5 separate regions of the Mus musculus genome follow, and all the other regions are linked to region 5. The links are chromatin loops, found by intact Hi-C in ENCODE. Cell type or tissue: left cerebral cortex. All regions are shown on one strand. Each heading gives the region's core, and the rest is flanking DNA. Links, peaks and the distances in the headings are about the cores only. Region 1 overlaps Specc1l (sperm antigen with calponin homology and coiled-coil domains 1-like). Region 2 overlaps Specc1l (sperm antigen with calponin homology and coiled-coil domains 1-like). Region 3 overlaps Specc1l (sperm antigen with calponin homology and coiled-coil domains 1-like). Region 4 overlaps Specc1l (sperm antigen with calponin homology and coiled-coil domains 1-like). Region 5 has its middle 33 kb from the start of Gucd1.

Region 1 (6,249 bases), core at 350-5,349, 240 kb after region 5:
CAAGTGCACACACTAGCTGAGAAGAGGAAGGGAGAAGCAGGAGGTAGACAACAGGGTAATGTGATCATGGTCAAAATATACCTGCATATCAAAGTGTCTAAGCGAAACACTGTCATGCAAAATTAATATGTGCTAATAAATACTTTAAAATGTATAATAAAAAAGCAGAATTAAATAAATTCTCACAAATAAAAAATGTATACTAAATCCAGGGTCAGAGAGATGGCTCCGCAGTTCAGATTGCTTGCTGTTCTTCCAGAAGAACCTAGCTTGGTCCCCAGCACCCATGTCAGACTGCTCACAACCACCTAATCTCCAGCTCCCAGGGGCTCTGACACCCTCCTCTGGGCTTCTTGAACATCTAGTCCACATACAGATGTGTGTGTGTGTGTGTGTGTGTGTGTGTGTGTGTGTGTGTGTGTGTGTAAAAATTTAAAATGTTATATATTTTTTAAAACTCTAAATATAAGTGCTGAAAGTTCTTATTGTTTGGTTTTTGACTCTGAAACAAGACCTTATTATAGCGGCTGAAGACAGCTTAGAACTCTGTCAATTAAGCATTGGACCACAGATGAGACACTAAGACCACCCTGAAGGATTAAGTTGTGGATGAGAAATTTCATGGCAGTCACAACAACACCATCTTCTTTAAAAAAAAATTCAGTCCCACCACTGACTATTTTAATAGGGGCCCCAGAATGTTCAACAAAACCTTGGTCAATCCAGATTCACAATCAGCTAACCAGAACTTAGAATTCCCAAGTTCTATCCTGAACATTTCCCGCACCTGACCTGCTCTTCTTCAAGTATCTTCAATGTCCCCATCAGCCTAGTGATAGGCCCAATATGATAATTGCTTTGTCAAGAAATGATGAACTGAGAGTGTCGGAAGGAGTGTTGCATACACCCATTGTCTGAAAAACTTTAATGCATCAGACATGCCTACTCCAATCAATCTATCTCTAGGTCTGTAATATAAAGGCATATAAAAGTGAGGATGTAGTTCAGTGGTAAGAATGTGAAATTTACATGGACAAGGTCCTGAGCTTCATCTCCAGCATCGCACAAAAGGCAGCAGGAATACAACTCACTTGTCCTATCAGCTGTCATAGCTCGTTTCTATATCTACCCATCAGCCTAATTTCTTCCCAGAACTCCTTGGGGGTATAGTAATCACAGCCCTTCACCTGAAAAACTCAGTGTGTGGTTTCTAAGAACAGTGATATTTTATGTAAACATAGTGTAATTATCAACTTCCTAAATGTATTATTAGCATATCTTTAATCTCTTAGCCACAACTCGGTGTTTGATTAATGCCTTTATATCATTTTCCCCTGTAGTAATGGGCCTGTCTAGACATGGGCATTACATCTAATTATCTTGTCTCCTGAGTCTTCTTTTATCTGGGACCTTTCTATAGCCTTTCTCTTTTGCAACACTGATGTCTTTAGGGCTGCAGCCCCTCCACACCTCTGCTACCAGCGCATGCTCATGCTGTCGGTCTGTTTCCCTGTGGCTGGCACGTGCCTGAGTCAGAGCAGCCCTCACTTGTGCTATGCCCAGTACCGCATGCCTCTATGACCCACATGAAAACCCAAACACTGCTCAGCTTTCCCTACTGCATAAGGAGTTGCTGTTTCTTTTCTGTCCTGTAATCAATAAACAATTCTTGAGAAAATAGATTAGGTTCATATAAAAATCTGATTGCTCAACTTTCTTACAAATACAAAAAAATTTTAAAGTTTAAAAATCAATTCATTCAATGTACAATGAAACTTTAAAATGCAGGTTTCATTCTACCATGACACAAAATTCTCAGAATAATAAGAAAAATCAAATAAATTTAAAAACACAAAAACCTGTGTTCCATGATCAGTATGCTACAAGATTAACCTATTTTATTTTATTTTTTCCAACTCTGTTCACTTGCAATCACTAAAAATAAATTAATGGCTTTTCTTATGGTCTGGAAAATAACTGACTGTTAGCCTTTTCATTTCAGAGATTCTCATTAATTAGATACAATGTTCAAATAATGCTTCTATGGAACATCTGAGAACACAACATAGTTGACCCAGAGTTTCCTCACTAAGGTGTGAAGCACACCTCTGTCAAAGTGTCTTTCGGTAGGTCAGCGTGCTACTGTGTCCATACTGTGTGCTAGTCAGAACTGCTATTTTCACCACGGAGCACCAGCACGCAGAGGTGGGGTGGGCAAAGCCTGAGCGCCTGCGCACGAGGTCGCTCTCACTCACTGCCTTACTTACTCTCTAGATCAGAGATAATGAGGTTGTCATGCAGCTTCACGGCGCGGTGCTGCTCCACCTCATCTTCAAGTTCAAAGATGGTTTCCTTCATGTCACTCCTCTCCGTGTCCTTTTCCTCCAACTCTGATCTTAGTTTTTCTAATGTCATATTCAAATCTTCAATCTGCTTCTTGGCCTCTTCCTGGAAAGCTCGGTATTCATCTTCTACCTAAAGAAGTTAAAAGGAGACTTGTTTGGGGATAAACTCTACAACCAAAGTACTTACCGTTAGATATGGAAGTGAGGTGCGAGCAGCTACGGACAGACTGACTGACAACCTAGCCACGCTGGGGACCAGCACTACAACTGCACGAGGTTTGCATTTGGTTTGTCTGAGCACAAGCCCAAAGCCTCACTGACTAAAGTCAACTGATGCATCACTGAACTTCCCCAGGTTATCTATGAGCCACCTGGGGGACGTTTTCTCTTCTCCAACATTTGGACTTAAGTTGTGCATTTGATGAGTGATTAGCATGCTACCCTCACTTATAAAAGTGCAGTATTTATAATAGAAAAAAAATGAAATCAAATATGAAACCAGAAAAACATTTAAGGCTAACAAGATGGCTCAGCAGGGAAGGGTGCTTGCTGCCAAGCCAGGGGGCCTGAGTTCAATTCCCAGAACCTTCCTGGAGGAAGGAGAGAACAGCCTCCAAGTCATCCTCCAATCTCCTCGCGTGATTCATAGTACACACACACGTAGACACAATAAGCACATACAAACAGAACACTTTCATTTCAAGTAGTCTTTATCAAAGTACTAGTTCACAGTGCCCCTCAACATGTATCTCCTGAATTACATCTCTAAAAGTGATCACTAACAGACTGGCAAGATGGCTCCAGAGGTAAAGACGTTGGCTGCCAAAATTAATGAGCTGAGTCCTATCCTTGAAGTTTCCCATGATAGGAGAAACCAACTCCCACAAGTTGTCCTGACTAATGCACCCCCAATACACATGCTTTCATATTCCCTCCCCCACCTGAAACAAACATGAAATAAGTTTTTTTAAAAAGGGATCATTAAAATACATAAAAAATAAGTTAAGTTATTCAAAGTTTAACAACTGATGTAATAAAACCTTTCCCTTTAAAACTTCCCCACACTCGGGCAGAGAAATACTCAGCAGTCAAGAGCACCCCTGCTCTTCTGGACAAGCCCAGTTCAGTTCCCAGCATCCACATCAAGGGTCTCAACAACAGCCTGCAACTCCAGCTTCAAGGGATCCAACATCCTCCGTGCCTCTGTGGGTGCACACGCATGTACCATAAATTAACACATACACATTTTAAAAAGGTGGGTGGAAAAAATAGATAATTTGTACAAAAACATTCACTTCAAAAATCACTCAGGATATAGAACAACACTAGCAACCTAGCCAGCCATTCTGACTGAGTCTTTACTAGTAAGTACACTGAACATCTGTGAGATGAGGGACTAGAAGAATCATCTCTAAGCTCTTTGCCAGCAATAAATCCTGTACCTCCAAGAAACAGGAGCAACTCTACTCTAAAAGTAGAATGAACTCACAATAAAATGCTATTTGAAAAACTACACCAGGGCAAAAGGCAGCAGACATTGCCAATCCTGGAAAACTGAGATCCTGACTCAGCACCTGCCTTATGCCCCAGTACATTAGAGACGAGGATGTAAAGCTATCTACTGCTCAGAAGGAAGTCTGGCTGCATGGTTCCCAGCCCCTCCAGCCCCTCTGAAAAGAAGATGACAGAAGAGGAGCGGCTGACAATGACAGTACTGTAAGGAAAGTCTTACTCACGTAAGGTAGTGCGTTTTAAAACTTGAGAAGGAGTTTTTTTAAAAGGCAACGTCACACTTCAGGTTCTCCACATGGCAGCTGTATAAACTAAACAAGAACGTGTTTACGTGGGCAATACCTTAGCAATGGTGTCCTGTAACCGATTGGCATCATTTCGGGTATGAGCCAGATCTTCCTGCAGGCTACTGGCCAAAGTCTCCGCCTTTTCCTTGTCCAGCCTGACACTCTCCAGGAGATCCTGGATATCGGACTTGTCTCCAGAGTTATGGATAGAATACAACTCAGCCACCTTCTGCTTTTCGTTCTCCAGCTGGGCCTTCAAGCGATTCATCTCTATCTGGTCACTGGCCACAGTAGCTTTGTACTCCTCCAATGTGGCTGCCAGGGCCGCTTTGCCCTTCTGCTCAGACTCAATAATCCGCTCCATGTGGTGGCTGCGCTCTTTGAGGGCACCTATCATTTCTTGAGCTTCTTTGTTATCTTGTTCTGCCATCTTCAAAGTGTTGCTTAAATGCTGCTGCACACCTAGAAGCTGCTCTCGCTCAAAACGGGCATTCTCAGCCAAATCCATGTAGCGCTGCTCTAGTTCCATATAGCGCCCGCTCTTTACGTCTTCATCTATGACATAGGAAATGTGATGCTCATCAAGAAGGGAACGGAAATACTCAATCTGCCGGCCAAAGTGTTCCAACTTATCACTCTGCTGACACAGCGACTCCATCAGAATGACCTTCTCCTCTCCCAGCCTTTCGTTCTCACTGTTGAGCTCCTGGGTAATCTGCTGGAGATCAGCCAGCTCCTGTAGAGTGGCCTGAAGCTCCTCACTGGTGCTGTGCTGGTTCTCTTCCATCTGGTGAATCCGTTCTGTCAGGCAAGCGACGGACACCTCACTGGCATTCCCACTGCTCCCCTTCCGAGAGCGCTCAATGCTTGGCACGCCCTCTGACTCTGAAGAGGAGGGGGCGTCCAGAGCATCATCGCTGGAAGTGAGGGGCTGGTACACCTCGCTGCACTCACTGTCCAGGTTGTCCATGGAGTTACTGTGCTGATGGTCCATGAGTGTATTTTCATCCTGACTCAGGAGATCTTCCACCGACCCAGGAGCAGAACCTTCTACCGAAGATGTCAGAGTTCCTCCTCCGTCACTCTGGTTACCAGGGGTGATTTCTGGGCTCAGGGACTGATAGCCAAATAGTTTTTCAGAATTGTCCAGCCTTTGCTCTAGGGAAAAGCCCAAAGCATTGAGCCTGTCCTTTAGCATTCTGTTTTCATTCTTCAGCTGGTTGAGCTCCTCGCGGATGGCTGTATTCTGCTCCTGCAGCTGCAGGAGAGTAGACTCCACGTCAGTAGGCTGGTGAGCAATAATAGTTTCCTTCACCTCAGACCTGTCCTCACCTTCACAATGGTCCTCACTAATGCCCAGCTGAGCACGCATGTCTCGGAGTTCATTTCTCAAATGTAAAATTTCCACATCCTTGGTTTTCGCCAGTGTGAGGAGATCTTTCACCTTGGCTTCCAAAGCAGCTTTGTCACTGATCTGATTGTCCGACTTAGACTTGCTCATACGAATATCACCCTCTGCAGCAGTGCGGCTGCGTGAACGTTTAGCCAGTGCCACATCATTAGCTCCCTGACTTACAGAGGGCAGTTTTTTGCTCTGGTTTAGCCGGGTGCGTTCACGTAATCTTTCTCTAGTAGAACTGGACTCTTTATTACCAGCCGAAGTACTCCGTTTGGCTGAGGAACTAGTGCCTACATGTTTAAAACAAAGAATTTAAGATAAAATTATTAGCAACAAAAGTGCACGTGTTCCGAACCTGGCGCTACTGAGATGAAAGCTGGGCACAATCCTGAGAAAGACCTGCAACTGGTCATCTGCAAAGTCCATCGCCTTCAGACCAGGGATCATCTGACCTGCAACAGGTCATCTGCAAAGTCCATCACCTTGAAACCCGGACATCATCTTTTAGTAAGCAATGATTAGAAACCTTACATCTACTTTTAAACATCACAAGGTAAATTTTATGGACATAAACTATATCTCAATAGGCTGTTAAGATATGCACACTAACTCAGATACAGGAGCAGGACCTGCATACTGGCTGGGATGCGATATTCCAGAGCAGGCTCAGTTAGGATGACTCTAAGATCAACCAGTTAGGTGATTA
Region 2 (6,249 bases), core at 398-5,397, 220 kb after region 5:
AAATTGTAAGACTGTTGTTCTTCTGGCAGTCGTAACTAGCAGAAATAACCTACTATATTAATTATGTACACTGTATGACAAAATACCCCAATATTTTACAGTGACTTTAAAGAATAAACACTTATGATCTCATGATTTCTCTGGATCAAAAGCTTAGCTAGTTAACTCCAGCTCCAGGTCTTCAGTGAGCAGGCAAATCTAGCTATCAGTTATCACAAAGATAGATTGGAGGTAAGGTATAGGGGAAATCTCCAGATTTCAAGTTTGTCAGCAGCGGTTGTTGATGAGGCTCAGAGCCAATTCTAAGATTACTCAATGGTCCTTGGCACAAACAAGCTCACAATGTGGCAACTACAGAGGGTTTCCTCAGAGTGGGTGAATCTAAGTAGCAAGAAGAGTGAATTTAAGAGGAGCACTCTCAACAGAAGCCAACTTTATAACCTTCTCTGGGAAGTGCCATTATGTTACTGCTGCTATACTCTATTCATTAGAAACAAACCATGGAGTCAGCCAGCCAACACTCAACAAGAGCAGAGCACACAAACAATGCCTACCAGTACCTGACTCACTGGGAGTTACAGACTGCCCACGACAGTTATTTATAGCTCTCCTAATCCTTTTGGAAGTTACTTTTACAGTCTTTTGGGCAGACCTAGGCTATCAAGCACTCGAGAGCTAGCTAGATATACTTTATCTCCTTATCTGTTCAAGGAGGTTCTTCATAGTGGCTGATATGCAATCACAGGATTCCCTACGCTGTATAAACTACAGAAAGCATCTGTCTGAAAAGTCCTCCTGCCAGGCCATATAGGGCTTCACTCCAATCAGGAAAGGCAGCTATGCCCTGAAGAGTCTAGCAACTTCATTTTCCTTGAATGTTGCTTTGTAGCCTCAGATCTAACTGGTGTATCCTTTTCTGTTCCAAGTTGAATCGTCCTCCCTAAACCACAACCTAGAAACTGCCTCCAGGAAAAAGAGAGCCCCAGCAGGACTTCCCTCATCTGTCAGTATTGTTTTTCAGGAACCACAGCAGTGCAATGTCTGAAAACAATGGCTTCCTACATTTTACCCAGCTTTCCATTTGTGTTTGAGACAACTCTTGTTGTAACCACATAACAAGAATTCCTGTCCATGAAGTTTTTAAAAAAACCTATTCAGGCAGTAATGGTAAATGCCTCAAATTCTAGCACTTGGGAGGCAGAGGCAGGCAGATCTCTGTTGAGTTCAAGGCAGCCTGGTCTATAGTATAGCCAGCACTACACAGAAAAACCATGTCTGAAAAAACAAACAAAGAAACAGAAGCTACACATTATTCATCTTATTTGAGGCCTGTCTTACTTGGCATGTTGCTCTGTACCTTTAGATTTCAAATCTGATTAATAAAGAACATCTAAAAAGCATTAAATCAACAGGCAAAACACGGAGCTTCCTTGCCTTCCTTTAGAATGAAGAAGACATCTTGTATAAACATGAAATGCAAGCCACTGGCTGAGAGGCTGCATCTATCTTAGACTGTGAGAGTTTAAAAGTCCACTCACAAATCACAGGGCCAATCATGAAGTGTCAATTAAAAAAGAAAATGTCCCAAGGCCTAACTTTAGGGAGTAAGCCACTGCTACCCGTATTTACAAAACACTAGTTCAGCTACTCTCACCCATGTTAAAGTATTTTGCTTCAGCCATATTCTGAAAGTGGCTGAGAAAACAGCATAACAAGATGGTCTCTGGAGTACTACAGAGAACAGCCCTCTGCCCTGCTCCTGGGTGCACTCCAACAATGGCAAAGAATAGCAATTCTCAAAGTTCTTTATAATGGATCAGCATTCATATCTTTGAGCTTGACTGTGACAAATGGCCTTCAACGAACAGCACTTCTCTCAATCCATGCCTTGAGTAGACTGACATTTAGCTCTGGGCTGTGTATGTGCAAGTGTGTAGATATGTGTGCTTGCATTCAGGCGTGCCAAGGAGGCCCAGAAAAGGGTCAGATACGCCCAAGGAGCTCAAGTCATAGGGTATTGTGTGAGGTCTCCCAATGAGTGCTGGGAACTGATCATAGGTCCTCTCTGAGATCCATGAGCCATCTCTCCAGCCAAATGGTCTATTGGACAGCAAAAGATAAAATGTGCCACCTACAGACTTAGAGAGATCAAAGCTTCCAAAACAGCATCACAATTTACATTTGTAATTTGCCTCAATGAAGCATACTCATGGTATTTTACCAAGCAAATCTAACAAACATCCCTCTGAGGCAGTCATCTGTCCACCTGAGACATGTGCATGACTGAAAGAGGATCTAACATGCATATTTAAAGCTGTCTGCACCTTCAATGATCCTAGGCTCTTACCTGCATGGGAGAAACGGCAGCTGCAGGAGGGGTTTTCATGGGACTTGGACTCAGAGGTGTTCGAGGGATCGCAGCTGCAGCAGCGTTTGGTACTAGGAAAAGAGCAAATGGGAAATTTAAGGATAGACACAGCATGGTACAGGAATGTGTCCTGCACAGGAATTTCTTCAACCAGACGAATGGTTGCTGCTCTAGGCCAGCACTTCACTTCTGCTATTTAATCACAATGTTTGGCTAAAATACTACATAAGGCAATGAACTCTAAGATAGAAAGAAAACGAGAGGACGGGGCAAAGCTCGGTGGAACAGCATTATAGCACGCATGAGGCCCTAGGTTCCAGCCCTAGCATCACTATTTCTATAAGAAACTAAGAGGCAGCAAGGTAGCAAACACCTATAACCTCAGTACTTCAGAGGCAGAGGCAGAGGGATCACAAGTTGAAACTACTCTATCTAGGTCAACCTGGGCCGCGTAGTAGGGCCCTATCTCAATAACCAATATGAATACACAAACACACACACACAAACAGAGACAGAGAGACAGCGAAAGACATATAAACAGAGACAGTATACAGCTTTTATGACAGATTGCAGATATATCTTCAGGGTTCACGCTGGAAGAGCTAGATCATCAAGAGTCTAGCTTGCAGTGTACAGAAGAGGAGCCTGAGGTTACAGAACTTTGATCTGAACTTCATTCCAATTATCCAGGATTTTAGACAAGAAAAACTCTCTCAAAGGCAAAAGATGAGACTAATTCCAAATTTACTGAAATTAATAGTCGAAGGTGCCTTGAACTCTTGTCTTTGACTCTAGAGATGAGGAAAGAGAAGAGAACAAGGAAGCTCATGGGGGAGGCTCAACAGTGAGGAAAAGACGTTAGCTTAGGTTCCTAGGTTTCTGGTCTCAGTAACTGGGTAGAACTCTATTGACAATAGAGATGGGGAACAATGAAGAGAAGAAGCAGAGAATGAGATCTGGTCTGGCATAAGGATGCTCAAGTGTCAGTGTCAACAAGGTACCTGGGTATACAGGATTGAGGAATTCAGAGGAAGGTTGGGAGCTAACGTTATGTATCCAGAAGTCTGCACATAAAGAAGATACAAGAAGTCACAGGAATGAGTATGACCCACCTAGGGAGAAAAGTTACTGGGTGGCCTGGGAAGTAAGGCAAACTGCTGAGACCAGGATTTCTAAACTGAGGTACATTCTGAACGCTGCAGAATGGACCTTAACTCATGATACCATGCGATACTAAGTGATGCTATATGGCACTGTATGATACCATAGTCAACCTGATGAAACTCAGAGCGTACGGCGTACGGTGATATAGAATACCGAACTAGACAAGGAGGATACATCATGTGAGCAGAACCATAAGCCTTGCAATCCACACACACATAATCAAGTTACCTTGAGATGCACTGTCGAAAGACTTGATGAGGGTTTTTACTGTGGGAGTTGGTTCTGAGGAAGTGGAGGACCTTCTACTCAGTCCCATCCCTTGCCTCAAGGCTGCCAAATCTCTTTCAACAGCATTCATGTAGTTATACACCCGGCCACGCTCTTCCTCTTGCCTAAAAACAGGAAAATAAAGAAAGGCATGGCATGTATGAGAAAATGCCCATTTAAAAATTTCTGACTGAAAAGCATTAAAAGTTATTAGGGTTTGGTTTTTGCTTTTGCCTTTTGTTTTTTAGCTTTTTTAATTGTACCAGTTGAACACAATTGCCTGACCTAATATTATTTGCCTGGTAGACAGCAGGAAATGATACTGAAATGTTCCTATCAGGTGATCCTAAGCAAGTTAAATAGCCATCAAATTCCATCTGCATTAAGTGTCAGGTGAGGACAACAGTAATCAATTAGCAGTCAGTCAGGAGGCAGACCGGCCTCAGCCGGACGCAACTGGGAATCTCTGGTTCTGTGCTGCCAGTAAGGCGCAGCCCTTCTCAGGCATGAGGGAATTCACTAGCAGAGATCATCTATGCTGGATCCAGCTAAACACTGCTTCACAGAGACACACAAAGGAGTAAGACCAGAAGTCCCATCTTCCTAAGAAGAGGTAAACTACTGTATCTCCAGAGAATGCCTCCAACGGGCTCGGAAAGCTCATGGAGTCAGTTAAGGCCATAAAACATTTTACTGTCTTAATGAGACACTGTTTGAAAGACAGTAAAAATATTTTATAAAAAAAAAACTTTATTTTCCAAATTCAAAAACTGTTAAGAATAATGTGTCTTATGTTAAAAAAAAAGATTTATTTATTTCATGTATGTAAGTATACTATTACTTTCTTCAAACACACCAGAAGAGGGCATCAGATGCCATTACAGAAGGTTGTGAACCACCATGTGGTTGCTGAGATTTGAACTCAGGACCTCTGGAAGAGCAGTCAGTGCTCTTAACAGCTGAGGCATCTCTCCATCCCCCCCCCTTTTTTTTTTCTTTAAAAGAAACTTTTTTTTCTTACATTCTGTTTTAAAATTTTATTTTATGTGAGTACACTGTAGCTATCTTCAGACACTCCAGAAGAGGGCATAGGAGCCCATTACAGATGGTTGTGAGCCACCATGTGGTTGCTGGGAATTGAACTCAAGATCTACAGTAAAGCAATCGGTGTTCTTAACCGCTAAGCCATCTCTCTAGCCCATTACATTTTGAAAAGAATGCATTTAGCCAGGTGAGGTAGTACATGCCTTTAATCTTAGCACTGTGGAGGCAGAGGTAGAGCTCTGTGAATGCAAGGCCAGCCTGGTCTGTATAGTGAGCTCCAAAACAGCCAGGTTACATACAGAGAGACCCTGTCTCAGGCTCCTTTTAAGACCGACTTTTCGTCATCAGCAAATACCAGCAGCTGTCCCCTTAATGGACAGGACCACATCACTTACTAGGAGAAAGTAGCTCAGACTGAAGCCAGCACGGTGCTCGCCTCAGCCACCTCATACCTGGACACAGGGTTTAAAGCGGAAGTGCCGGCTCACACTTCCACTTATCACATGGAAGGTTAGAAACAGGGCACTCCAGGGCTGGGATCTGGTAAACCTTTCAACAAGGGTATTTTAAGTGAAACCCATGTTTTGTTAGGCAGTTTTGCACTAGAAAAAAAACAAAAAGTTAGCACATGTTATAATGAGCTTGACTTTGATACGAAGGCCCTGGGTCACCAAGTTTACCTTTGTTCTTCACTATCAATGCAAAAATCAGTGCAAACCATCAACTTCCGGTTAGTATTATTATGAAGACTAAGTGCAAGGAGCCTGGGAAAGTTCCATCACTCTGACGACAACAGCACAGTACAAGATGGCTCTCTCATCATTTAATAGTGTGTGGGGCCTGCAGAGGCCAGAAGGGAGCAACATGTTCCCTGGAGCTGGAGTTACAGGTAGTCCTGAGCTGCTGGAACTAAACTCAGATCTTTTGGAAAAGCAGGAAGTACTCTTAACCACTTCCACCTCTCCATCCCAAGATGCTGCGTCTTTTGGTAGGCATCTCCTTGAAACATAAAGACTAGTAAACTTTCAGGATCCCATGGAATGATCCTTCAAGAACAGAGTTTTAGGGCTTAGTGGTAGAGTGATTGGTAGATGTAAGGCCCTAGGTTAATCCCTAGCATGACAGATGGATGGATAGATGGATGGATGGCCAGACAGAACCAACTTCTAAACTCAGGGTAACTATCAAATGAGGCATTTCTGACACATAAACTCATTCCCCAACTCAGATGGAATGTTACTGTGGGAACTCAAAACATATCACAGGTATAATCTCCTGTGGCCATTTTTATGAATTTCCAGTGATCTCTGTGTGGAGGGTACTAATTTGGAGGACTTTGAAAAAAAAAGGAACTTCCTCAAGTGAGTGATGGAAAGAAACTTACACTGTACTGATCGACTGTTTTT
Region 3 (6,249 bases), core at 505-5,504, 210 kb after region 5:
CATTTCACAGCAGTTATAACACAGTACACTGTGCCTGGCAAGGCATAGCTCCCCATGTCCCTATACCCTCACTCTAAACTCCACCTTAGCTAATGAGAGCTAGGAACAGGCAGCCCACTAGTCGATGCTCAGTGACTACTGCCGCCTTACATCTGCATACACTTGGGTCTTTAATCCTAAATGAACTGACAATCACTGCCTGGGTCGTGTACACATTTGTCCATAGGAAGTCTCTTAATGATAGACCTTGTTCACTGCTTCCTCTACTACTTTGGTATTTCTTTTTGTTAGTACTTTTTTGGCCATTTTGTTGTTATGAGCCCAGGAATACAGAACTCTGATCACCTTCTTGTGTACTTCTATAAATTTCTGAGGAAAATCTATTGCAATCTGGAAAAAATCTCTGTACCTCAAATCTTATGTGAGGATACCGGGAATATAAATTGCATTTTTTAGCAGGATGATAATAAATACATTCAACTTGTGTAGAATTAAATCATCTTTACAGTCATATTTAACATCATCTAAAATAAATCCTGAGTGACATGCTGGAAGACAGAGGAAGGAGTGGCAGGTATGCCAACAGGAATGGCAAAGGCTGTGAGAACAGAGATGAACCTAATATTGAACTCTCTTAAGAGGAGCATGTATGTTTTCAGTATTTAGCCAGACGTCATCTCCACAGAAGCACTTAAGCTGGAAAGGCTGAGATTCTTCAGTGGGTGTGGTGCCTGCAGCACAAGCTGACAGACTGCGTGAACTAGAACCCTGCACCTTTCTGTGGAAGGAGAAAGGCACTGTCTGAAGCGGCCCTCTGGCCTCCACAGGCGCATTCACAAACATGAAATAAGCAAGACTTTTAAAGGTGTTCATTAAAAGCACCTGGAAACTGGTTACTTTTCAAACACAAGAAACTTATTTTGTCCCAGGGACACTCAACCAAGTTCACTATCAACTTGAGAATGTGTTCCTAAAATTCAATATAAAAATCATTTTAGCCAGGCGGTAGTGGCACAAGCCTTTAGATTAAGCCCTCAGGAGGTAGAGACAGGCGGATCTTTGAGTTAAAGGCTAGCCTAGTCTACAAGTGTGCTCTAGGACAGCCAGGGATACAGAGAAAGCCCGTCTTGAAAACAACCAACCAAATAGAACCATGTGAATGTAAGGTACACAGTCAGTCGGGGTAGGTGGCACTTGTGCAGTTACTGCTTCCGTGGAATGAGAGAACCCCTCGCTTACCTGATAGCCTTCTGTTTTCTTCTGACACCACTTCAACAAGGCGTTCCTCTTGGAGCCTCCATATTCTCTTGCCAATGCTGAGAGGGGGTCTTTCCTTTCTTCCCTAATTTGTGAAAATAAGGAACCCAAGTTGAAATATTTGAGTCCTATGATAAGATCACAAGCACTTCTCTGCATTTTAATTAAACAGAAAAATGCACAAAACTTTGGCCATTTTATTCTATGACACAGCTTTTTATTTAATGTCACTGTCAGTCTTCAGTCTGTGGTCCCATAGACCTACAGCTGTCAAGGCTAACGGTTGAACTCTACTGCTCATCCACATGGCAACATTCTGTACGAGAGCACTCTTGAGTAATAGGCTGTACTCCAGGGTGCTCAACACAATATGGCAACATATAAACTGCTCTGGGCCTTTTATTCAATACCCTGCTTAACTCTACAACATGCTTTAGTTTATTTCTACCCTTTCATCTCCTTATGTCCTTAATCAATTTCAACATTATTCGCTGTAACTATAAAGGACAGGGTTTTGTGAGTTGAAGAGCCCAAAATTAGGCAAATGAGACAGAGAAGACATGACAATAGGGCTGGAGATGGCTCAGTGGTTAGGAGCACACACTGCTCTTCCAGAGGACCCAGGTTCAATGCTGAGCACTGGCATGGCAGCTCATAATGGTCTGTAACTCCAGTTCCAGGGAACCCAACACCTTCCTCTAGCCTCTGTAGATACCACATGTGCATGCAGTGCATAGATATATATTCAGGCAAAATATCCATACATAAAATATCATATAGTAAAAATAATTTTACTTTATGTTTTAAGATACAGAGGAAAAAAGAGACAGCAATAAACACTTAAAACACATATTATACTATATGTGAAGGCACGCAGAAGGCAGAGGTAGGAGAGTTCTGTAAAGTTCTACACTACCCTAGTACATATAAAATTCATGAGACCCTGTCTCAAAACAACAACAGCAACAACACACCAAAAGCAAAACTATTACAAGCCCAAGACTAGCCCGGGGGGGGGGGGGGGCAGGCCTGTAATCCCACCATTCCCACCAGACTAGCCTGGGGGGGGAGGCAGGCCTGTAATCCCACCATTCCCACCAGACTAGCCTGGGGGGGGCAGGCCTGTAATCCCACCATTCCCACCAGACTAGCCTGGGGGGGGGGGCAGGCCTGTAATCCCACCATTCCCACCAGACTAGCCTGGGGGGGGAGGCAGGCCTGTAATCCCACCATTCCCACCAGACTAGCCTGGGGGGGGGCAGGCCTGTAATCCCACCATTCCCACCAGACTAGCCTGGGGGGGGCAGGCCTGTAATCCCACCATTCCCCATCATTTCTGAGGTGAGAGCAGGAAGACTTCAAGTTCAAGACCTGTCTAGGCTTTGGTGAAAGTTCCTTGCCTCAAAATAGATAAATATATAGCATATTAGTTAAGATTTCTATTACTGTGAAGAGATACCATGGCCACGACAATTCTTGTAAAGGACATTTAACTGAGGCTGGCTTGTAAATTCTGAGGTTCAGTCCATTACCATCATGGTGGGAGCAAAAAAGCAACCAGGCAGGCCTGGAGCTGGAGAAGGAGCTGAGAGTTGTACATCTTGCTCCACAGAAAACTGAGAGAAGACTGACTTCCAGGCAGTCAGGAGGAGGGTCTCAAAGCCCACCCCCACAGTGACACACCACTTCCAACAAGACCACACCTCCTAACAGTGCCACTCCCTGGGCCAAGCATATTCAAACATCACAAAGGGGTTGGGGGAAGGAAGCCAGCCAGCCTAGACTATGCCTAGGTTCAATCTCCACCATTGCCAAAACAAAACAAAACAAAACAAAAACCCATATATCACTTCTAAAAAAATATTAAGTATGTGCTAAACTGTATACCCTGAGTTTTTAAGATAAAAGCTCACTGTGTCCCAGGCTGGGCTCAAACTCCTGAGTTCACCTTTCTGCCTCATCTTCCTGAGTCCTAAGAGTACATATGTGGTCCACTGCGCCTAGCAAGTCTTTGGCATGGCAAAATGGCCAAGCTGCTGTGGCCCTGCACTGTCTATTTATGCATAAAATGTACTGCTACATACTCACTACATAAATGAGTGTATGGGTATACACTCCTCAGAGGTTGGTCACACAAGAGGTACAGCTTTAAAAGTTAGCTCATGGAGCTGGAGGGATGGCTCAGAGGTTAAGAGCATCAGCTGTTCTTCCCAAGGACCCAAGTTGGATTGATTCTCACCAACCACTCAATAGCCCAGGGAATCCAATGCCCTCTTCTGGTTTCTGGGAGCACTGCATGCACATGGTTCACAGATATACATTTAGGAAAAACATACACATAAAATGAAAATAAAGACAATTAAAAAATAAACAAATATAACGAAAAGTATGTTCATATAACAGGCATGTGATGTAAACCTATAATCTCAATACCTGGGAAGCTAAGGTAGAAGAATCTAAAGTTCAAGGCAGTAAGATCCTGTCTCTGCAATAATCTTTTTTTAAAGTTCATAATTTGAGTTTGAATGGTCAAGTGCTACACTTTATCCTTAAAACCTAGAAATTAACATGCAGTGACGTTTCTGAAACCCTTTCTAGTCCTCCTATTCTTAATCTTTTACCTGTCAAAAGTTTTTCCTCATTCCTACAATGTATGATAAATTCCTGATTTTTTTTCCCATCTAAACTGTGTGTGTGTGTTGCTGAGCAACACTCTCCCCAAAAGCAAGTACCTGATCTTGAAGTATCTGCATAGAATTTACCAGTAGAATATCTCTAATTTGAAAACACAAAGTCTGAAATGTTCAAGCTTTAATGTTGCTACTCAAAAGGCATGCACTTGAGTTTTCAGACTTAAGATGTCTCATCTACACTTACTGAGCCATTTCTAGTTTCAAACAAAACAAAAGTCAACACTGAGTAACAGGAAAAGAGAAAGGGGGACAGTCAGCACTGACTTGTAAGCAGGCCCTTCACTCTCAAAGGCTAGGGACAGTACACAGAACATGTTTCCTACCTTATTCGGCTCCGGGTGCTTGGAGTGACAGATGCAGTGGGAGAGGAAGAGAGGGAGAGCTGTGGTGACGTGGTGCCCATAGCCATGAGAGAGGCTGGTGACGCGCCCTCAGATGCAGAGATGTCCCGTTTCATTTCTTCACTACTCCGTCGAGACACTGTGAGAAAGTCGTCGTGGAATATAAACTAGTCCAACTGCTGTGCAACTCACTATGGAGGTTTCACCCAAAACTAAAATTAGAACTCCCATCTATCCAAATCAAGGCATCATAGAGGAACTGGTTCCTCAATGTGGACTGCAGCACTATTCACAAGAGCTGAGTCATGGAAGCAAGCTAGGATTCACAACAGAGGATGGGACAAAGCAACTGTGCATGTGCACACAGTGGATTTTTTTCTCCATGCCAAAAAGAACAAACTTTCATCACTGTAGGGAAAGGGACGTGCACTCTAATGAGACCATCTCCCAATATTTTATACTGTTTACACGAACTCAGTCAATCTCACAAAGACAAATATGTTTCCTCTCACTTGTGGCTCCTGGATGCTATACAGGTCATAAAATCATGTAAATACATATGAAAAAGCAACTGTGTAGGGGAACACAGAGAAGTGAAGAAAGGGGTGGGAAGAAGATGGAGATATGATCAACTTTTTATACTTGTACAAAAGTCCTATGTGACATGGTACCAAGTACTATGAACAAATACAATGCATATTCTTTTTTAAGGAAAGATTTCTGTGTATAAGAATTTGTGTGTCTCAGATCCTACATGTGTTTATATGTTTCTTGGCTCTTCTCCCCCTTCCATATTTGTTTTGTTCTATTCCAGCTAGCTTTGTTTTACAGTAGTAGTTGTAGTGCCTGTTTGTTCTCTAATGAGACAGAAAAAAAAGAGTGTGAATTTGGGAGGGTGGGGAAGTGGGGAGAGTCTGGAAAAGTTGAAGGAGAAGAAATTATAATCTGAATTCATAGTAGAAAATCTATTTCAATTAAAGCAGGTTTGAAAATTCTAGGGATAAAATGTCTTAGATTGAGAGTTGTACTGGCTGGTTTTGTGTCAACTTGACACAAGTTGCGGTTATCACAGAGAAAGGAGCTTCAGTTGAGGAAATGCCTCCATGAGATTGAGCTGTAAGGCATTTTCTCAATTAGTGATCAAGGGGGAAAGGCCCCTTGTGGGTGGTGCCATCTCTGGGCTGGTAGTCTTGGTTCTATAAGAGAGCAGGCTGAGCAAGCCAGGGGAAGCAAGCCAGTAAGGAACATCCCTCCATGGCTTCTGCATCAGCTCCTGCTTTCTGACCTGCTTGAGTTCCAGTCCTGACTTCCTTTGGTGATGAACAGCAGCATGGAAGTGTAAGCCGAATAAACCCTTTCCTCCCCAACTTGATTCTTGGTCATGATGTTTGTGCAGGAATAGAAACCCTGACTAAGACAAGAGTTATTTTATTTTTGACACCTAGATTGTTTTGTTAGAGAAAAGAAATGCTTTGTCAAATAATTTTTTAAATGTAGTATATATGTTGACAATTACAACTGCATATGTTTTAAAAGTATAGAGTAATATACATGCTTTAAATTGTTTTAGTGTGAGCTTGAGAATTTCTTCTCAAGACTCCTAAAGACTCCTGTGAGAGGAAGAGCTACTCCTTGAACCCACTCATGACTGGGTTAGTTTTCACTCAGAACACCCATGCAGCTGGCAGCAGTGATTTATGTCCACAATTCCTGTACTTTCAAACTGAGGCAGGAGGCCTACTATGAACATGAGGTTAGCCTGGACTACTGAATGAGACATTATCATAAAAAAGTAAAGAGTCTAAAATCTGTGAAAGATTGGTAGTGGAAATACAGAGCATATCAAATCTTAGGTGAACAAGTGCCTTATTAATATGTAACATTCACAGTGTCTACCTGGTACACAGTGAGGACTACCCAAACACAACTCAAAACCAAAGCAGTATGCGCATCTACCC
Region 4 (6,249 bases), core at 726-5,725, 230 kb after region 5:
CACACAGTAAAAAACTATAAATATCCTGACATCAAAAACGAGCAGGAAAAAAAAAACTAAAGTAAAGGAAAAGGAAGAGGAAGCCAGAAGAAAAACTGAACTTAGTGTAGGCAGACACAGTCATACAAAGAGGCATAAGGAACTGAGCACTCTGCCGCTTCCCACAGACAGAAGGATACGGGTGTGGCTGGGCGGAGACCTCTCCCCAGGGGCTTCACTTCCCCCAGAGCCACAGCTGGGCCTTGCCTGAGCCCTCTCATTCTCAAAGCAATTTTCTGGTACCCGCAGCTCCAACAACTGGGTCAGGACTCAGGGTCCATGATTAGCACTGTCCCTGCACATCTTAGCAGCATGGATGCTGGCAGCCAACCCAACTCAGAGAACACAGAAACCCCACATACAAACAGCCTGCTCTGTGATTTTAAAATCAAAAGTTAATAAACTTTATTTTTAAAACACATCTTTCCATAAATAACTACCAGTACATTCTCCTACTTTAAAAGCAGTGCCAGTCCCAATTTAAAATAATGGCACTTGCTTTCAGTCCAGTGTGGCTGATATCCTACCCTATCTACAGTCTAAAGTAACAGTACAAATGTCAGAATACCATGTTTTCTAGTGAGACAGCACATGAAGATTCATCCTACCCGAAGTCTCCTGTGAAGTGTCTTGATTTCTCTTTCCATGTCATGCTTTTGGTCTTGGAGTTTCTTAACTGTATCTGAAAAGACCACAAAGATTAAATATTTCTTTTTAAACCTAAAGTTCTTAATGATCTTAAATGTTCAAAAGAAATGACATAAAAAGAGGTGATAAAAATATGATCATCTAAATCGTTTCCCTATGCAGAAACTTGTTTACTTTCATCACAAAACTTAAAAGCATGAAAAGAATATTCAATCCAAGACTACAGTTTCTGCATCATTTCCTAAGTAAACTGGAAGCAATTGTTGGAAACATACATATTATTGGCACAACGCCAACCAAAACAGCATTGACTGCTATTAAATTGTCAACTTTTAATCACAGAAGTTATCACTCTAAACCGTGCAAGCATAACTCCCCTTTCACACTGGAATAAATTCCAGAAACATGAAATCAGTAAAATTATTTTTAACATTGATTGTAATATCCAGAGAGCTGCCAATTAATCTATGGAATAGTAGCACTAAATACAATAGGAAATTACATTCTCTGCTTGTAAGAAGTTCTGAGAAATGCCTCAGGAACATATCACGTTGTAACTGCTCTGCTGGACATCGGTCACACTCATTACTCTCACAGCTCAGGAATAAATCACTTCTCAGTTCTGCACCAGGAAAGGCAGTTATGTATGGAAATAATCCTGTACTAAGATTTTGCCTATTGATGCTATAGTTCTCTCCATTCTCAAACATAGTCTTTCTCTTCTCCCACAAATACATAAAATGAAAATCACTCTCAAATTCAGGACCTCATATGCTACACATAGGTTTTCAACCACTGAACATATCCTGGGTCATGATACATATTTTTTAACCCTTTTGTTTGTTTTTGAGACAAGATCTCATTCTGCTCACTATGTAGCTCTAGCTGTCCTGGAACTCACTATGTAGGTCAGCCTGGTCTTGATCTCACAGAGATCCACCCACCTGCCTCCCAATGCTGGGATTAAAAGTGTGGATCACTACATTCGGCTTTTTAAAAGTCAATTTGTGTGTGTGTGTAAAACAGAAAGAGAGGAGAGAAAGAGAGAGGGAGAGAGATTACTTGATTGTACACTTAAGTGAGCACAGGTAAAGAGGTCAGAGGACACCATCAAAGTTGGTTCTTCTCTTCCGCTATGGGTTCCAGGACTAAACTCAGGCTCGCATGACAAACACTTCTCTCATGAGCTCATGATATATTAAAAATGATACAAAGTAACTTCAGTTATAAGATATTAGTACAAACTATTATTAGAAGCAATAATATTTTCGAATGTTGGATAAAATGAGATAAAACAAGATAGATGTCTAATTCTAGCAGCCAGCAGTTAATGTCTCCACTGGACACAGTGCCAAAAGCAAGTTGAGCGAGGGAAGCAGAGTGACTTCTCTCCAACTTCGGAGGCTGCCCTGTGAGAAGCCTCCCTTAAGCTGGACAGACCACCCAGTCCGAAAGGCAAGTCCACACAATGAGAGGACGAGTCTATGGCCCTGTTCTCTGCTAACACAAACAGGGGAACCCTGAAGTCAGTGGGTCTGGCTCCTTGTCAGCTCAGGCATGGCTGGGTTCAGACATTCAAATACAAAGAATGAGGACAAAAACTGAGAACACTAGAAATTCCACTTTTTCTTTACATTCAGTCTACTCATGTATAAGAGTTTTTGTTATTTTGTTTTGATACAACATGCATTTAGCCCTTGGTGGCCTGCAACTTGCTACACAGTCTAGGTTGGCCTTAAAGTCACAACAATTCACCTGCCCAGGTTCAATTCTCAATACCCACACGGCACCTAACAACTGTCTACAACTCTAGCCCCAGGGTATCTGAGAAACATACACACACAGGTAAAACACTCATTCACTCATATTCTCATTCATATATATACATACTTGTAAAGGAAGACATAATTCCTCAGACTGCCAATTGTGTTAGGACTTGCTGTTAGGCCATGGCATCTTAGTCTTTGTAGCACTTTTGTTTGTTTTTTGTTTTGTTTGTTTGTTTTTCGAGACAGGGTTCCTCTGCATCACCCTGGCTGTCCTGGAACTCACTCTGTAGACCAGGCCTGCCTCAAACTCAGAAATCCACCTGCCTCTGCCTCCCAAGTGCCGGGATTTGTGGCACATTTAACTGCACTGGCCATCTTAGACTGGTTATAAAATTCTAATTTCTTCAGCTCTCTTTGTTCTTCTGGTCTCTTCTCCATCAACCTCCACATTCATGTCCACAGAAGGCACACAACCTCTCCTCTTAACAAGAACATGTGTTGCTACTGGTGTGCACACGAATTAGTGCCTGTCATTACTCCTTTTTACATAAAAGGAAAGCTGGCAGACAGGGACATATTTAAACAGCATAAATTGTACTAGGCAGGTCTTTAGGGCCGTGATTTCAACTTTATGATCACGGCCGTACTTTTCCTCTGAGACAGAAAGTTAAGAAATGGCAACACACTTCTCCTGAGATTGGAGGGGTTTCTAAGGTCTTTGGGTTTTTGGTAAAGACTACTGCTACTAGCACAGCCTATGGCCACACAAGGAGGAAGTATCACCTCAACTCAGGAATCTTCAAATGAGCTGCTTTCCTCTCCAGTTTCCCTATGTGAGCGACACTGCCACCTACTGTCTTCAATTCAAATCCTATCACAAACAAGAACTATTATCTCCTTGCTTTTAAATTACAGATTAAACCTCCATTTTTTTTTTTTTTTACAGAACTATTTTTATTCTAGAAATCTGACAAACTGCACTTGCATTATTATTCCATCTAACTTTCCTCTGAATAGTTCTGGAAACTGCCCTTCTTGCTTAGTAATGGGCTTCTTAACTGTCTCTCTTCCAATGACCTATCCCTGACAAACCAAGAGAAAGCCATGCTAGCTCTCATATGCCCACAATCATGCAGACATTACTGGGCAGTTACCATGGGCTCAGGCTCTGGCTATGGTCCTCTTGCAGACTTAATAAACTCACCCAGATCCCTGTAGCCCAAAAGCTCTCTGGGTACTACCATCAGCTGCTTCCATCTGGTCCAGCATTTCCCAGAAAATGAATTAAATATTATTTTCAGAGCAAAGGAAAAGTCAAGAGTAAATAATCTGTCACAAGAGATGGGCAATGTGTACAGAACCTGGGAGAAAATACAAATGGTTTTCAAATGAACTATAGAGTTTTACTTTATTTTTTAATTTTGTCCAAATCTTTATTCTCCCATTCTCCAAAAAATGTGGCTATAACTTTTTTCTTAATTCTAAAAGTAAGACATGTTCACAATAAAACAATGAAGATAGAAGTTGTAAGGAAGTAAGGTTGCCTTGATTTGCATTTGACTTACATCCTTCTAGATTTGTGAGTGTGTACCATTTGGTTTGGGTTTTTGTTTGAACTTGGTCTTGCTGTGTTGCCCAGGCAAGCCTTAAATTCCTGCAGAGGCTCAAGACATCCTTCCTACCTCGGCAACATACTACATGGGACTAGAGATACACTACCACATCTGCCTGGTTTTTTTCTTTATTAAGCACAATGAGATTATATTTGTACTGTTTCATAAGCCTGCAGCAAATAATGGACTCCATTATCAGTAAATCCAGATGTGTAGTAGGATCTAGATGGCCCCAGAGTAATTTATTAAAGTAACATATCAGAATTTGTTTTCAAAATCTCCTTTTAACAGACTTAACATAATTTCCAACTTTAAAATACAGCGAAGTCATTACACAACTGTTCAGATATTATGTGGAGGAAAGTTCCAAAGGTAGAAATGATGAAGGGTCCTTTGCAAGTACCAACCTAAGCTAATTCAGTGTACACTAGAAGGGTATACCTCAAGAACACTGTTAAGTTTCTTGGGTTGTCTGTCTGTTTGTTTGTTTGTTTTGAAAGGTTATCAGTTCACTTATGGTTTAACAGCACAATGAAGTCAGCATTTTAAAGGATCACTGTATCTGGCTGCCATTCTCATGTCATGTTACATTTGAAGCTTTAAGTGGTTCTAAAGTACAGACATGCACTGCAGCTGGCTTATTTCATCTTCTAGCCAGTGTACTGAGCTCTGTCCATTCCATCCTCACTGGCATAATGGCAATGAAAACGGGAACTCACACTGTGTACACAAGCTATGTACTAGATTACAATTATTGAAAGTGTAGATTGTGGGACTAGAGAGATGGGTTAGCAGTTAGTTAAGAGCAGTGGATGCTCTTGCAGAGGATCCAGGTCCTGTTCCCAGAACCAACATGGCAGCTGAGAACCATCCATAACTCAGTTCCAGGGGATTCTGCACCCCTTTACGAACTCTCAGGGCACAAGATACACACAGTGCACTTACACACATACACACACACACACTCACAAACCTCATACACATAAAATAAAATATATCTTTAAAAAATATAACAGACTATTTCCAAGTTTTGTGGTGACAAGCAGTTCTGCGACAAGCCCATATGCACATCTATAATCCTACAATGCTGTTACTAAGGACAGGTTCCTTGAAGTGAACTGCTGACTCTTTTAATAAAATTTTGTATCAACATCCTTAGAAAGATGCAGCAATCATACTCTTCTTAATGGCACATAAGAATATTCTTCCTTCTTCTTGCTTGCTATCAATCTTTTAATTCTTTCACATATGTTTAATGAATACTGGCATTGTTTTCTTTTTATTTCTTTTCCATGCCAAGTATCTGACTTTTTCTGATTTGCCTATTTATATACTTTTAATATGAAAACGTGTGTGTGTGTGTGTGTGTGTGTGTGTGTGTGTGTGTGCCCTTTCTCTTATTCCCTTGAGACAGGGTCGCTCCCAGAACCAAAGCTTGCTACTTCAGTTAGGCTGGCCAGCCAATCTGCTCTCTCAAGCATGCATAGCCATGTCCAGTTTTCTGTTTTCTTTTCTGGGGTTCAAATTCAGGACCTCGTATTTACAGAGTAAGTTCTTACCCACTGAGCCAGCTCCCCAGACTCAACTCGGGGACATCACTCCGCAACTGCAGGTGTCACTGTTCACCCACAGGCTTCTCTGGAACAGCAACTAGTAAAGGCTCTGCAATGCCACATTAACAGGAGGACTGGACCCTAGCCAGTGCTGGGAGGGGTGTCCAATTCACAGCGGGGTCTAACTTACTTTTCCCTCCATGTGGTTCTCTCTCCCAGACCACACGGTAGCCTACCATTCTGGAGACACAATCCACTTCCCTTTCTGACACCAAGGTCATTCAAAGAACCCTGGCATCCAATTCTACTCCTTTATCCACAAGAATCTGAGCTCAGAGGCAAATAAGCAAAGCAGACAGGTACGTGGGGGACCTCAGTCCAGTGGCCAGTCCTGAGCGGGCAGTTCTGGTAACATGATCCCTTCCACGCAGAGCCTGCTGGGAACATCATTCCTCTGAGCCTCACTGTTCTCCTGGACAGCAGGCTTTTCTGTTCTGATTTACTCCCCCCACCTCTGACTATGCTTTCTACACTTCACAAGTTACTCAGAATTACTCATCCACTCGCACTCTCAGCATTAGCACCACTGAGGCTTCACACTTCATCCCTAGTCTTCTTTTACGGAAA
Region 5 (6,249 bases), core at 701-5,700:
TGAGCACCCCCAAGCTCAGGACTTGAAATCCCACCAATCGTCACCCTGGAAATTCCTGCCCTGAAAGCTCCACCCCCCGAAGGAATCCTATATAAAGGTAGTGTCTGATCAGTTCCCTGCTGTCTTCTCCTGGGAGCAGAGACAGTCAACCCTGGATTGTCCCTCTATATTCCATAAATCTCTTTTAAGAGATTTGCTGTCTGGTGTGACTTGCCAAGAAGCAATGAAGAGAAGAAGGGAAGAAGTGGAGCAGGGTTGAGACTCCTGAACGCCTCAGCTCAGCTGGAGATCCCCTCCCCTGGGAGCTGCAATGCCTCTGCTGGGGAGATATCCTGTCAGAGCTGTGTGGATTCTGGGCTTCCGTGTCTTAGGATACCCTTCCATTGGATTACCTTGTCTTTGGGTGGTTCTTGGGCTTCTGAGTCCCAGGACAACTTTCCTTCATACAAGTTCTGATGAGGCAGAGAGACAAGACTTATTCCTATCTGATCCCCATATTTAGGGAACAAGGTGGCCACCCATGAAGGATCCACATCCCAGCCACAGACTCCCACAGTACATCCTTCAAGGACACAGAGGAGAGTCATTGCTCCCTTCCTAGGTGCCCAGAGAGCAGGCACAGACTGTGGAGCAGACCCTCCCCAGAGGAAGTAGGTGGAATGGAGGATGATGAGTCCCACCAACAGGAAAGTTCTCGGTCATACCTTTCTCCAGAAGAAGATGGAAGGAAATGTGTTCCTGTGCATTAATGTGCAATGCAAAGACCAACCTCTAGGTGGCAGCACCAGAACAGTCTTTCCAGATCACCCAGCCAGACCAAGAGCAGCAAGAAACCCAAGCAATTACACTTGAAGTGGTTCTCAGACTTCCCAATGCTGCGACCCTTTAATACAGTTCCTCGTGTTGTGGTGACCCACAACCATAAAATTATTTTGTTGCTACTTCATAACTGTAATTCTAAGAATGTTAAGAATCTTAATGTAAATGTCTGTGTTTTCCGATGGTCTTAGGCAACTCCTTTAAAAGGGTTGTCTGGCCCCAAGAGGGTCACGGCCCATAGATTTTGAACCACTGAGTTAAAGGGAGCACGGTGTCTGCACTCAGTGGGCAGTCAGCAAGGGCTTGCTTAATGTTCAGCAGGCCAGCGATGGGCGGGCTTTAGGAAGCCAGCAAGGAGTGTGACAGGCAAGGCAAGACTTGGGTTTAAAATCCTGGAGCAGGGAGACACTAGGTACCCACAGTTTCGGAGGCTGGGCCTGCCTGTGGAAATAACAGCTTGCCTCAAATAACTAAATCATTGGGTTCCTGACATTGCCCCAAATCAGAAAGGCTTAGTAGGAAACTAATGACTGATAGATGCTATGATAACAGTTTAACAGATAATTAGTGTGAATCATAGAGATCAGTACTTGGAAGTTTTAGGAGTTCAAAACCAGCTTGAACTACATAGTGAGTTCTAGGCCAACCTGTGCTACATAGGCAAAATTCTGTCTCAAAAAGCAGAACAAACAAATACCACACAAAGCCAATGGAAACAGAGACAGTAAGAACAGAGTTACATAAAACACGAGTAGTTCATGGAACCCATCTGTAGGGGAGAGGAATTAGAAACGAGACCTGTAGGGACCTGAGAGGTAGTTCAGTTGTTAAGAATGCCTACGGCATTGGTGGCACATGTCTTTAATCCCAGCACTCAAGAAAGCAGAGGCTGTTGGATCTCTGAGTTCCAGGCCAGCCTGGTCTACAGAGGGAGTTCCAGGACAACAGAGAATCCCTGTCTTGAAAACCAAAACTAAACGAATGGAAGAAGCCAGCCACTTGAAAGCAAGGACAGCAGAAAGAAGAGCTTTCCAAAGGGCTTTAGCAAAACATTCAGCTTGAACATACGATCTCTTTCTCTCCTTGGGCCAGACCGGAGGACGTGTGGAATGCATGGTTGTGTGCATGTATGCATATGTGCATGCGCGTAAGGGATGGTGTGTCACTGTGGATGTGGGCTTTAAGACCCTCATCCTAGCTGCCTGGAAGCCACAATTCTGCTAGCAGCCCTCAGATTAAGATGGAGATGTAGAACTCTCATCTCCTCCCACACCATGCCTGCCTAGATGTTGCCTGTCATGTTCCCACCTTGATGATAATGGACTGAACCTCTGAACCTGCAAGCCAGCCCCAATTAAATGGCCTTTACAAGACTTGCCTTGGCCATGGTGTGTTCTCACAGCAATGGAAACCCTAACTAAGACAGTGGGCCTCTCAGCACTGGGTATCTCTAGTCTGAGAAGAAAAGGTATTAAGATTCGAGATGGCTGAAGCAATGACCACTTTAAACATGGAGCAGCTGGGAGCAAAATGCCCTGGAATCTTCCATCAGTGGGCACCTGGCTTGAACTAGGAAGTAGTGCGTGTTTACTCGAGCCTAATCCTCAGGAGGTTTCACAGGGCAAGGAGAGGGAGAAAGGAAATGGGGCCTGGCTTCCTCTTTTCCTCTCAGCTGCTAAAAACCCAGCTGACAAATGTTTAAGAACGGGACTTTTACAGAGACGTGCTGTGGATGGCACTTTCCAGAATTAAACAGGTACCCGGGATCCAACTACCAAGAACATGGTCCTTGCAATTCGACAGGAAGGTGTTGTGCATAGGAAGTCAAACCCATGGCCAGAAGTGTAGTGTATTATCACTAAATCACCACCGGCTTTCTTAGAATATTCCAGCAAGAAACCATTTGTCATTTTCACACACACACAGAGTCAGAGCTCTGACCACACACAGCAGGAGACACATTTCTTTTTTTTGGCTTCAAGGGAAGATAAAAATACATTTCACATAAGACATTTGCAAAAGATCAGAGAAAAATTCATGAAGAGAGAGAGACCAGTGCGGGCCACAAGAGGCGGAATCAGATTTCCTCCCATGGCCTCCCCACCCCTCTGAGACAGAACCTGGGCATCAGGAGCACAGAGCACTTCTGCTGCAGACATCCTCCATGAATTTGTAGGAATTGAATGTTAGAATCCATCCTTGCTTGCTGTTCCTCCCACGGATACCAACAGACAGCCCACTGGGATGCTGTGATTCCCAGGCTAGCCCTCTTGCTAGTGCCACCACTCTGAGGGGTACCGCACTCTGCTCTCCACCCCATCCTCCGTGTCCTCTCAGAAAGCCAGGCTGTGAACCTTCCTCATCCTCTGCTTCTCTTCAGGGACTCAGTCATGCTATCTCTCTTTGGAGCCCCAGCGATGCTGATGGCTGTCTGTCTGCTCACGCTGTTAATGACGCTAATTTCTTAGCCTCTAGTAATCCATGTTACTGTCCTGTTGAACCACCCACCCCATCCAAAACCTAACACCCAGTGCTGTATGCGGGGAGCTAAGGGCTAATCCCAGGGAAAAGATAGAGTTACTGTCCTACCCTGCCTCTAGCTGGGACTTAGAAACATTTCACTCCCAGAGAACCTATAGCCCTATAGACGTTTCTCAATTTGCTGACCACCCCTAGGCCAGGATCATCACATGCTGAACAATTGTACTTCTTGAGAAATCAAGTTCAATTTAGTCTCTTGGGCATTTATAGAGAGTTTGTCTCTCTGCTTCAAATGCCCACCATTCTGCCTCATCACCTGAGAACTGGCATCGACCAAACCAAAGAAAACTAAAGGCCGTCCTCGTCCTGGGGTGTGAGACACTTTCCTAGCATTCTCTGACACTGAAAATAAATCTTTTCTGCTCACTGCTTGCTATCTAAGTGGGCACCATGCTGCATATCCCCTGATGGCTCTGGTCTTCCTCTCAGAGCTCATTGTTACCGTCTTAGAGTTACTATTGCATCAAGGAACACCATGACCCAAGTAAGTTGGGGAGGAAAGGGGTTTTTCGGCTTACACTTTCATAGTGATGTTCACCATAGGAGAAGTCAGGGCCAGAACTCAAATATGGCAGGAACCTGGAGGCAGGAGTTAGTGGTGGCTGCAGGAAAGCACTTGGCGCATGATGTCTCACACCATTTTGCTGGTACAGCCTACTGAGAGGCCAGCAGGCAGGACTTGGCGCTGACTAGGAGTCTGTGAGGGCATGGAAGGTGTTTGTAAAACATATGCAGAACATCTGAAGAGAACAAATCCCAGCGCCCCTTCCATGGCACCTGATATCAGTCAGTTGTTTGATTTTATTGGCCCCTGGCAGATCTCAGCTGTCTTGTTTAGCCCACAGATACAGACACGCCAGCTGTGTAACAGACTGGATCAAAGAGAAGACTACGTGCTCCTCCATCATCAGGCCCAACAGGCTGGGAAGAAATTGAGTTGGAAGCATTAGGGACTTGGAACAGGTGCACACAGTGAGCTGCATCGAACCTGTTGTATGATAGTGATCCTGTTTCCACTTAGTTACACCGGAGCCAAGACTGAATGTCTGACATGAACCGTGAATGATCTCCTTACTCCGAAACTACCGTGGCCCCTCCGCTCCTTTCCTTCTTCTTTTTACTTAAACATTTTTATGATAATTCAGATAGAAAGCATTTTTGCCAGGCTAGAGAGGTGGTTCAATGGTTAAGAGCACTGACTGTTCTTCTGAAGGTCCTGAGTTCAAATCCCAGCAACCATGTGGTGGCTCATAATTATCTGTAATGGGATCTGATGCCCTCTTCCGGTGTGTCTAAAGACAACTACAGTGTACTTACATGTAATAAATAAATAAATCTTAAAAAAAAAAAAGAAAGCGCTTTTGCCAAGGTTGGTTCCTGTCCTTGAAACTGTTCCTGTCTGCTTTATAGCAGTGAGCACACCAACCCTTCATGGGCGTTGGGGAGAACGAGTGCTGCTTACCCTGTAACTGTTTGCTCCCTGTGCCTGGCTCAGCCTGCTCTTATAGAACCCAGGGCCACCAGCCCAGGGATGGCATTACACGCAATGGGCTGGCTTCACACATTAATGGCTAGTTTAGAAAATTCCCAACAGGCTTGCCTACAGCCAGATTTTATGGAGGCATTTTCTCAAGTGAGGCTCCCTGCCATCGGATGACTTTAACTTGTGTCAAGCTGACATAAAGTTAGCCAGCCCAACTGACCCCTTGTCAGCTTGACACACAAGTCACTGCTAAAAGCCAACCTTCCCTTTCTTGGTCACCCCCACAACCTCATATAAAACAATATAAATAACTTTAAAAATCAATCTTGAAGAATTCAAACAATTCAGTCTCTTTGAAATAACCAATCCAAAGTCTTTTCAAAATGTAAAGTCTCTTGACTGGGACCTTCCGTAAAAGCAAAAATAAACCGAATGCTTTCTCACTTCAAGAGGGAAGGATTGGGGCACAGATAATCACAACCAAAGCAAAGCAGACTCTCAATGTGTAAACGACACAATGTCTGATATCAGGAATTCACTCACAATCTTCTGGGCTTTCCCAAAGAGCTTGAGTCACTTCTCCAGCTCTGCCGTCTGCAGCACACGCAGATTGTCTTCTAGGCTACAGCTGGCTCCACTCCACTGCTGCTGCTGTTCCTGATGGTCATTCCATGGTCCTGGCATCTCCAAAATGCTGGTGGGGATCTTCTGTTGCAACTGGGCTACACTTTCACCAATAGTCTCTCATGGGTTCTCTTCAAGGTGCCAAACGTCAACTTCTCTCCATGACCCCTTTAGTCCTGGGTCTTCCAACTACTGCTGAGGCTGCACCTCACCAATGGCCTCTCCTGGCCTCTCACAGTGCCCAAAGTCAGCTGCTCTGCATGACCCCTTCATGCCTTCAAAACCAGTACCACCTGGGTGACTTTTTTGTTGTTGTTTTGTTTTGTTTGTGTAAAAATTATACTTTGGAGCTTGAGCCCCTGCGTTGAAGGGAGAAGGATCCGGGGCTAATGGGCCTTATAATCGCCAACCATTTCTGTATCTCCTCTCTTTTCCCCACCAACCATTCTGATCCTGTCCCTCCCCTCCATCTTCGGGTGATTTTTCTCTTCCTTTCCTTCCTGCTACACTTCTCCGCCTCTATCTTCATTCTCCGATCATCCACTGTTCCATTTCCACCACCCCGTTGGTCCTGGCGATGCGTGTATGCGGGTGCACTCACCACCGACCTTTACTATCCTTCCTGTTCCGTTTCCTCCTCCCACTCTTGCAGAGACCCTGGTGGGGCAGGGCGCCAGTGGAAGACCGAGTTCTACAGCTGGAGCTCCTACATGGAGCACTGAAAGAACCAGTTCGACCACTATAGCAAGTGCTGCTCAGACCTGTGACCCCTTGGGAGACCC

Evidence for each region. A loop is a pair of places that touch in the nucleus more often than their neighbours do. Peaks named below come from ENCODE experiments on the same cell type or tissue, not always from the same donor. Only the 100,000 strongest peaks of a DNase experiment are listed, where the experiment ranks them.
Region 1: it touches region 5 in a loop (4-fold over the local background); 15 of 42 quality-filtered maps call a loop at or near these places.
Region 2: it touches region 5 in a loop (3-fold over the local background); 18 of 42 quality-filtered maps call a loop at or near these places.
Region 3: it touches region 5 in a loop (4-fold over the local background); 12 of 42 quality-filtered maps call a loop at or near these places.
Region 4: a loop joins it to region 5, with 3 times the contacts of the local background. A loop is called at or near these places in 18 of 42 quality-filtered maps.

What each region holds. Positions count from the first base shown.
Region 1 is chr10:75,244,663-75,250,911 of GRCm38, reverse strand. Specc1l (sperm antigen with calponin homology and coiled-coil domains 1-like) reads right to left here. Exons shown (of 16, transcript NM_153406.3): 4 at 4,200-5,833; 5 at 2,268-2,475. Among named protein-coding and RNA genes, the nearest start is that of Specc1l, 36 kb to the right of the region's middle. In left cerebral cortex, for the core only: no CTCF peak of the experiment used is centred there; no DNase peak of the experiment used is centred there.
Region 2 is chr10:75,259,469-75,265,717 of GRCm38, reverse strand. It overlaps Specc1l (sperm antigen with calponin homology and coiled-coil domains 1-like), which reads right to left. Exons shown (of 16, transcript NM_153406.3): 8 at 3,761-3,924; 9 at 2,348-2,439. Among named protein-coding and RNA genes, the nearest start is that of Specc1l, 51 kb to the right of the region's middle. In left cerebral cortex, for the core only: no CTCF peak of the experiment used is centred there; no DNase peak of the experiment used is centred there.
Region 3 is chr10:75,274,952-75,281,200 of GRCm38, reverse strand. It overlaps Specc1l (sperm antigen with calponin homology and coiled-coil domains 1-like), which reads right to left. Exons shown (of 16, transcript NM_153406.3): 12 at 4,274-4,430; 13 at 1,240-1,342. Among named protein-coding and RNA genes, the nearest start is that of Adora2a, 39 kb to the left of the region's middle. In left cerebral cortex, for the core only: a CTCF peak has its summit at 3,540 (motif pointing left); DNase peaks (open chromatin) are centred at 3,511 and 4,521.
Region 4 is chr10:75,252,340-75,258,588 of GRCm38, reverse strand. It overlaps Specc1l (sperm antigen with calponin homology and coiled-coil domains 1-like), which reads right to left. Exons shown (of 16, transcript NM_153406.3): 6 at 648-721. Among named protein-coding and RNA genes, the nearest start is that of Specc1l, 43 kb to the right of the region's middle. In left cerebral cortex, for the core only: a CTCF peak has its summit at 3,306 (motif pointing left); a DNase peak (open chromatin) is centred at 3,298.
Region 5 is chr10:75,481,130-75,487,378 of GRCm38, reverse strand. No RefSeq gene overlaps it. Among named protein-coding and RNA genes, the nearest start is that of Gucd1, 33 kb to the left of the region's middle. In left cerebral cortex, for the core only: no CTCF peak of the experiment used is centred there; DNase peaks (open chromatin) are centred at 782 and 2,718.